Regions from separate parts of the Homo sapiens genome. Here region 1 is linked to region 2. Evidence: read pairs that join two places in POLR2A ChIA-PET (ENCODE). Cell type or tissue: A673. All regions are shown on one strand. Links, peaks and the distances in the headings refer to the core of each region. The heading gives the core; the rest is flanking DNA.

Evidence for each region. ChIA-PET counts read pairs that join two places held together with the same protein. Peaks named below come from ENCODE experiments on the same cell type or tissue, not always from the same donor. Only the 100,000 strongest peaks of a DNase experiment are listed, where the experiment ranks them.
Region 1: POLR2A ChIA-PET joins it to region 2 with 29 read pairs; 2 of 35 experiments call an interaction of 5 or more read pairs at or near these places.

What each region holds. Positions count from the first base shown.
Region 1 is chr2:134,924,757-134,929,158 of GRCh38, reverse strand. The region is part of intron 2 of CCNT2 (cyclin T2); the gene reads right to left. Among named protein-coding and RNA genes, the nearest start is that of CCNT2, 8.1 kb to the right of the region's middle. In A673, for the core only: no CTCF peak of the experiment used is centred there; no DNase peak of the experiment used is centred there; H3K27ac peaks cover 1,805 bases.
Region 2 is chr2:135,848,567-135,852,968 of GRCh38, reverse strand. It overlaps MCM6 (minichromosome maintenance complex component 6), which reads left to right. Exons shown (of 17, transcript NM_005915.6): 12 at 54-182; 13 at 1,406-1,567. Among named protein-coding and RNA genes, the nearest start is that of LCT, 14 kb to the right of the region's middle. In A673, for the core only: no CTCF peak of the experiment used is centred there; no DNase peak of the experiment used is centred there.

The DNA of each region.
Region 1 (4,402 bases), core at 325-4,324, 920 kb after region 2:
AATATCAATTTCTTAAACAGCAAATAACTTTTTGGCATTTACATTATGCAATTATATTATTTTTTAAAAAGCAATTGTTTCATAAAATTATTAATTTGTTTGGGTAACAAAAATAATTTTAACAGATATTTAAGTCTACATAAAGTGAACCATATCAACTCAAACAGTTACTCACACTAGGCATTCAAAACCCCAATCATGGAGCTATAGCAACACAAAGTAACTGAAATATCTACCTTGGGGTGGGGGTGTGGAAATACCTGGTATCCTCTCTGAATCCTTGCATCATTTAAAGATTACCCCCAAACCCTCAGAATTTTCTCTTCCTGCCCTCTCAGGTATTTCTTTTTAAGCATGGAACTATATAAAGTTTCATTATCTTCCGATTTTTGGCCACAGAAGAAACATCTTTCCCATTTTTTTTTTTCAACTTCTAAATGAACCCTCAGTTTAAGATTAGTGTGAAAGTGCACATTTGCCTTTGGAAGGAATTACTATAGTGTGAATGGCCAATAGTAATTCTATTTGCTGGTGGATACAAATGACTATAGCCCACACCGTCACTGTCAAATAGAAATATAGGCTGGGCACGGTGGCTCATGCCTGTAATCCCAGTACTTTGGGAGGCTGAGGCGGGCGGATCACCTGAGGTCGGGAGTTCTAGACCAGCCTGACCAACATGGAGAAAACCTGGCTCTACTAAAAATACAAAATTAGCCGGGAGTGTTGGTGCATGCCTGTAATCCCAGCTACTTGGGAGGCTGAGGCAAGAGAATTGCTTGAACCTGGGAGGCAGAGGCGGTGGTGAGCCGAGATCGCGCCATTGCACTCCAGCCTGGGCAACAAGAATGAAACTCCGTCTCAGAAAAAAAAAAAAAAAAAAAGAAATACAATGTGAGGCCGGGCATGGTGGCTCATGCTGTAATCCCAGCACTGTGGGAGGCCAATGCAGGTGGATTACCTGAGGTCAGGAGTTCGAGACTAGCCTCACCAATATGGTGAAACCCCGTCTCTACTAAAATTAGCCAGGTGTGGTGGCACATGCCTATAATCCCAGCTACTTGAGAGGCTGAGGCAGGAGAATTGCTTGAACTGCATATTGTCACTAAGCACAAGCCTTAACTTCACTTTTAACTTTTAATAACAAATAGGTGAACTTCTACAGTTCTCATCCATTTCTTTTCTGTATCAGCTCCAAATAATTTAGAGAAAAATTCACGTTACATGTATTTCCTTATGTATAGCCATATAAAGAGTATGTAATATGTCACTAACAATCAGAGCCTTAGCTTATTTAGGGGTAAAATATTAGGTTAACACCAGAAAATGTAGAGTGGTAAGGAGATTCCATCATTTCCCCTAATCCCTAGAACATGTGTAAATATGTACTCCCTAGAATGTATATGTATGTTTATAATAAAATGCAGTTATCTAATTGGATTTTCACTTAAAAAATTACCTTAACCAATTTTAGCTATTAATACTAAAAACAAAACTCCTGTTCTGCAATGGCCTTGAAAATCAGTTTATAAACTATATAAAATCTGTCTGATTTTATACTGAGACATTTGCATGCCTTGGCCAATGCAAACACTCAATGCACATTTGTTAATATATTAACCTATTCTACTCTATACACCTAAGTTTAGAATTTGTTATGGTTTGAAAGCGCCTTGGATCTTGCAGGACTGGGTTCACTCTCTTGCACTCCTGCCATGCGATGACTCAACAAAAAGGATGAGCCAGGACCACAGAGAAGCATATAAATTACCAAGGCTAAAATATACATGTATCTGTGTGTGCAGAGAAAAGGTATGAGTTATTTCACAATCATTTAATTTTGCAAAAAAAAATTTTAAGCCGCTTCAGGAATACTTCATAAGACTTCTATAATAATACAGAGTCACTGAAGTCAGTATCCCTGTAATTAGGCAGATAAGAGCAGCATGTTTCAAAATAACATTTAAAGCTTTCTGGGGAAGTTCTAGAGTAGCTTTCAGAATTAATTTGAGAAAATCAATCAAAAATATCATATATTCTTTGTAATGCCTATTAATAAATGAACTCTCCCACAGCTTCCTTATTTAACAGAAACTTCAAGTGATTTATTCTTTTTAAAAAATCAACTTCATCTTACACTCATTTCCAGTGGGACCACAATAGGCTGTCATTTAAATGTACTTATAAATACTTCTGGAAAGATGAAGTCCCACTGGAAATGAGTGTATCATCTTCTGAATGAAGGTAAACTTTTAGTGATTTACCTGAAGAATTCTGAGTTGATGGCTGCAGAGGGGATACTTAAATCCCCACAGAAAAACAGAGCAACAAGATAGCAAAACCAAAACCCCATGGATAGCTACAACCAAATCACATGACAAGCCATTCCTAGGGAATTCCTAACACATACGAATGAGGAAAAAACAGGCTACTATGTCAACATACACAGCACAGTGCAACAAGATGCAAAGGAATGGGGCATGTGCTGGACTTGATATAAGAAGAACCTCAAAGAGCCAAAAGACATTCACTGGAAATCATGGCAGGCCAATGTGAGAAGAGCAGCTAGCACTGGGAGTTTTGCCAGTCCAATAAGTAGATGGATGCAAGAGACCTACAGTAAGGATTAAAAGACCGAAGCTAACTTCTACGAACTTTTGAAATTGATCTTCCAAGGTTCTCTTCCAAGACTCCAGTTTGAAGAGAAACCATTGGGAGGAAAAGCACAATCAGCAAGATAGGAAGAAGGGAAAAGAGAAACTAAAAATGTGGAGGGGAAGAGGGCCAGAAACTCCCAGAAAGTAAGCTGCTACACTTCTGAACATTACACAAAATAACAGAAAAGGGAGCTCTGTGAAATTATTAAAGCACTCTGAAGGTACATCACCTTTTTAAAGTTCAGGAAAGCTAATATCTCACAAAAATGAGTAACCGAAGAGTATTCAGTTCACACAAAGACTGTAAGAAAAGACTAGAAGAGTGGTGCTTAAAGTGACAAATCACACTGGAAAGAGCTGCTTTAGGCTGAGTGTTGGGAGGCTGAGGCAGGAGGACTGCTTGAGTCCAGGGGTTTAAGAACGGCCTGGGCAACATGGTGAGACCCCTGTCTCTACAAAAAATTAAAAAAATTAACTGTGTGGTGGCATGTGCCTGTAATTCCAGCTACTTGGGAGGCTAAGGTGGGGGAATCACTTGAACCCAGGAGGTTGATGCTGCAGTGAGCCATGATTGTGCCACTGCACTCCAGCCCGGGTGTCAGAGGGAGACCTAGTCTCAAAAAAAAAAAAAAAAAAAAAAAAGGCAGCTATCCAAGTTTCCAATATTATTGGAATCTAGAGTTACCATATGATCCAGCAATTCTACTCCTGGGTATAAGCCCAAGAGAAACCAAAAACACAAGTCTACACAAAAACTTGTACACAAATGTTCTTAAGAGCACTATTCATATTAGCCAAAAAGTGGCTAACAATCCAAATGCCCACCAACTGATGAACATATATATATAATGTGGTCTAGCCATACAGTGGAATAATGGGTAGTACAGCAAGAAAAGTAAACAACCTACTGAATAAATACAACAACATAGATGAGCCTTGAAAACACGGTAAGTGAAAGAAGTCAGTCACAAAGGACAACATACTGTAGGATTCCATTAATGAAATGTCTATTAATAGGCTGGGGGAAAAATAGGGAGAAATGACTGCGGGGTTGGGGGTTTCTTTTTGGTGTAGTGAAGACTTCTAAAAATTGATGCACACCTCTGTGAATATTCTTAAAAAAACCCACAAACCCCACGGAATCATACTTTCAATGGGTGAAATGTACAATATGTGAATTATATCACAAAAAGGGCAAAAATCCAGTAATTATCCTATATGATACGTGCCACTGGGTGTCCATATGAGATGAATCAAGAATTCCAATACAAAAATACCAATTTGTAAGAAAGAAATGACAGAATTAGAGTATCACCAATGAATGAAAGGACCCAGGCATTGAATATCAGCAGCCACTAACACTACAAAGAGAGACAACCAGACTTTAGACCTTCTGACCAAAGAACATTAACACCATCTATAGCCTTGCCTAAGGGATCTAACAGGAGTCTGATTAAGTTTCTGGATCTAATCATCAATTTTTCCAGGAATGCAAGAAAAAAGGAACACAGTAAACTGCACCATGAGTATACAATCAGCAAAATTCAGACAGTTGGAAACTCTACAGGTCACACACTCTAGGGTCCTTCAACAGCTACAACTTAGTTGACATAAAAAGATGGAGGGGAAACATGCATACTGAGAGACTTCAAAGACTTACCAAATTTTTAATAATGAGCAAGGTCTATGGTATTTGGGAATGCAGAGTTGGGTGCTAAAACTATAAAGAAAGTGATTAGAGTAAG
Region 2 (4,402 bases), core at 299-4,298:
TCTGGAGAAGATATTGCTGTGACTATCAAAGTGATTTTTTTGTTTTGAATTAGGTTACAGATTATGCCATTGCCAGGCGCATAGTAGATTTGCATTCAAGAATTGAGGAATCAATTGATCGTGTCTATTCCCTCGATGATATCAGAAGATATCTTCTCTTTGCAAGACAGTTTAAACCCAAGGTAACCTACCCTTTTGTACTGGGATAAGGTATAATGGGTATATTAAAGTGGAATTTAAGTAAGTGTGTTATATGGAAATTAACTGAACCTGTCATCTACCTTAGTTCCTAAATTTTACAACTTTTTTTTTTTTTCTGGAACAGCAATTTGTTTTTTCAGAGAGGGCTGAGAAAGGGAACTGTAAAAAAAATTCTGAATAATTCCATTATTTGTTTGGTGGTAATAAAAAGATTTGTATGGGAGAAGAGTTTTGGATAACTGGATAATCTAGAACATTCTTTTATTTCAAACATTACTAAGAACGTTAAAATTGTTTATGCGCCTAAATCAATAGTTGAATCTTTCTTTGAAGGAAACATTGGATTCATCTAGGCCATTATGATAAATATAAATTACTGTTTTACAGTGATTGATGCATTGTATTGGACTAACTCTGTTCTGGACCCAGGATTCTTACCTGGACATAAACCCCCAAATGCTTGGCATTTTCCCAAAATAGGGTATGAAAAGGAAAAAAAATACTCATTCTGGTTGAGATTTTCACACTGTTGGCTAACTTGACTTCTGGAAGGTGTTACTAGGTATTGATCATTTATCATCTTCACTTGATTATTCATGAGATTGCAGTTGGCTCTCACTGTCCCAAAGAAATTTAATCATTTAAAACTAAGGATTATGGGTGATTCTTGTGTAAAAAAGAGCATCTGTTCTCCATTACTGCATACTGATATACTGATCCCTCTGTAACCTTGGCATGCTTCCTTAATATGGTGAATTCCTTGCTCTGAAAAGCTGAGGATCCTTTAGATATAAAGTTTATTGAAACAGCTTTTTTTTCCCTGCAAAGAGTGTGAGTTAATTAATTGAGCCTCAAATACTGAGCATTAATTTATTTAATGAGCACTGACATCCTGAGGTGTAAAAGACATTACATCTTGTTCCATTGCTTCAGCTTGTTAAGCAGCTTTTAGAAATGGTCATTTGCTTAAATACTAAGCCTTTTTTCAGGTTCATAAAATTAGTAACATGGAATTCACAAGCCTCCTTAATATTAGTTTCTTTTGAAAGACATTACAATAGTAATTTATTGTCACTGGCTTCTCAAAGTTTCAACCCTCTCAGGTTCCCTAAATGTTTCCACCTGGAAGGCTCTTAAACTTAGGTTTACCGTAGCTCTCATCAAATAGAAATGTTTCTCTAACTTGAGTGATGATCTGAAACAGATTTCCAAAGAGTCAGAGGACTTCATTGTGGAGCAATATAAACATCTCCGCCAGAGAGATGGTTCTGGAGTGACCAAGTCTTCATGGAGGATTACAGTGCGACAGCTTGAGAGCATGATTCGTCTCTCTGAAGCTATGGCTCGGATGCACTGCTGTGATGAGGTATCAGAGTCACTTTGATATGATGAGAGCAGAGATAAACAGATTTGTTGCATGTTTTTAATCTTTGGTATGGGACATACTAGAATTCACTGCAAATACATTTTTATGTAACTGTTGAATGCTCATACGACCATGGAATTCTTCCCTTTAAAGAGCTTGGTAAGCATTTGAGTGTAGTTGTTAGACGGAGACGATCACGTCATAGTTTATAGAGTGCATAAAGACGTAAGTTACCATTTAATACCTTTCATTCAGGAAAAATGTACTTAGACCCTACAATGTACTAGTAGGCCTCTGCGCTGGCAATACAGATAAGATAATGTAGCCCCTGGCCTCAAAGGAACTCTCCTCCTTAGGTTGCATTTGTATAATGTTTGATTTTTAGATTGTTCTTTGAGCCCTGCATTCCACGAGGATAGGTCAGTGGGTATTAACGAGGTAAAAGGGGAGTAGTACGAAAGGGCATTCAAGCGTCCCATCTTCGCTTCAACCAAAGCAGCCCTGCGTTTTCCTAGTTTTATTAATAGGTTTGATGTAAGGTCGTCTTTGAAAAGGGGGTTTGGCTTTTTTTTACAGTGTGACTGAGGTATAATTTATAAAAAGGGAAATGTATGGCATGGTGAGTTTTTTCACATACATCCTTGTGAATACCCAGCTCAAGATCCAAAACATTTCCATAATTTCAGAAAGTTCCAAACCCCTGCCTCTTTTCAGTCTTAGCCCTCTTCCCCTGAAGTAACCACTGTTCCGACTTCAATCACTACTTTTATCCCACAGGTTAATTTTTTGGCTTTTTTCCACTAAATTTTCAAATTCTTTGATATGGTACTTTACTATTGACGAAGTACTTTCACACTAGGTTATTTAATATTCTTTGATTCACCCAATATTTAGGGAACACCTGTAGGGGACAAAAAATGAATGAGAGCCCCTGCCTTCCATTGCTGCTAATCTGGTGGGAACGAGACATGTATTTAATTAAGCATGTAAAAAATAGAGTGGGTGATGAAATAATCTATATACTAAATCCCCATGACACACAGTTTACCTATGTAACAAACCTGCATGTGTACCCCCGAACCTAAAATATAAGTTGGAAATTAAAAAAAAACGAGAGGGAGAATAGAGCATCACAACCAGAGTGCTGAGATGAATTACTTTATTACCAAAGAAGGAGGAGGACTCAGGGAGGTGCCGACGTTTAAACCCAGTCACTGAAGGGTGTGCAGAATTTGGATAGGCAAGATACCCTGGGACAAGGTCATTCTAAAACCATGCTAACATTTGTACTTTTTTTTTCATTGTGATAGTTCCTGAAATGAGTTGCATAAAACTGGTACATGTCTTAGGGCAGTCTCTAATTGATTTTTATTTTGTTCTATTTTTAAAAATTAGTCTTCAAATAGCAGATTCACATGATATTAAAATATATGCACATAAATTATATACACAAATATATTTTCTGAATGAAATTTAGTATCTGCATATATTTAAGAGCTATTTCTGTCTCATATGTTCATAATCTTCATCCATTAAAAAAACTTTTGTTAGGCCTTTCTCACTCTAAGATTATAAAAAATTCTCCCATTATTTACCTAGCTAGTTTTCTAGTTGTTCCAAAACCATTTATTGAACAATCCATCTTTTTGACACTGGTTTGGCATGCCTTAATTATATATTCTTGTGTGTGTTAGGATCTCCTTTTGGACTTTCCATTCTGTTCATTGAGTCTTATCAGCTCCTCTTACATTGGTACCATGATGTTTTAATCTATGGGGCTTTGTAGTTTAAATGTAGGGCTAGTTCCAGCGCATTGTTCTCTATCAGCTGTTAGGAACTTAGAAATCAGCTTGCTCTGTTTTAAAGAAAAACCTGGTATTTTTTTATCAGTATAACATTCTATTTATATTAACTTGAAGAATTGAAAACATCTATGATTTTTCCTATTCAGTAACGTATCACTTAGAATAGGTTAGGTTGTACTACTATAAAATCTCAGCTGCATAAAACAATTTTTTTTTGCTTGTGCTACACATCCATTAGGTCATCAAGGGACTCACCTTGTCAAGTTACTCAGAGATTCAGGCTGATATAAAGGTTTGATCTTGACATACGCTTTCATGATGACAGAAAGCAGGGAAGAGAAGGTGGTGAGCCATGTGCTTTCTCCCCCTTCTATCCAGAAATGACACATACTCACATTTCATTCGCCAGAGAAATTAACATGGCCCCTCCTAAGTTCAAATGGATAGAGAAATGCCTTCCTACCAGGTGCCCAGAATTAGAAGAGCAAACATTTGTGAACAGTTCTGAGTACCACAAATACCGTTATCTTTCCACTTAAGTCTTCTGTTTCACTCAGTAGTGCTTTAAACTTTTCTTCATATGTTTTTCAGTGTTTCTTGTTGAATTTCTTGATATTTTATCATGTTTGTTCGTACTGGGAGTAGCCTTTTTTTCCATTTCATTTTCTGGCTGGTTTCATTGCTGGTTGTTTTTTTGTTTTGTTTTGTTTTTGAGATGGAGTCTCACTCTGTCGCCCAGGCTGGAGTGCAGTGTCACAATCTCGGCTCACTGCAACCTCTGCCTCCCAGGTTCAAGCGATTCTTCTTTCTCAGCCTCCTGAGTAGCTGGGATTACAGGCATGTGCCACCATGCCCAGCTAATTTTTTATATTTTTAGTAGAGATGGGGTTTCTCCATGTTGGTCAGGCTGGTCTCAAACTCCCAATCTCAGGTGATCCGCCTGCCTCTGCCTTCCAAAGTGCTGGGATTATAGACATGAGCCACCGTGCCTGGCCTAGTTCTTATGGGATGTATATGTCTTTGGATTCAT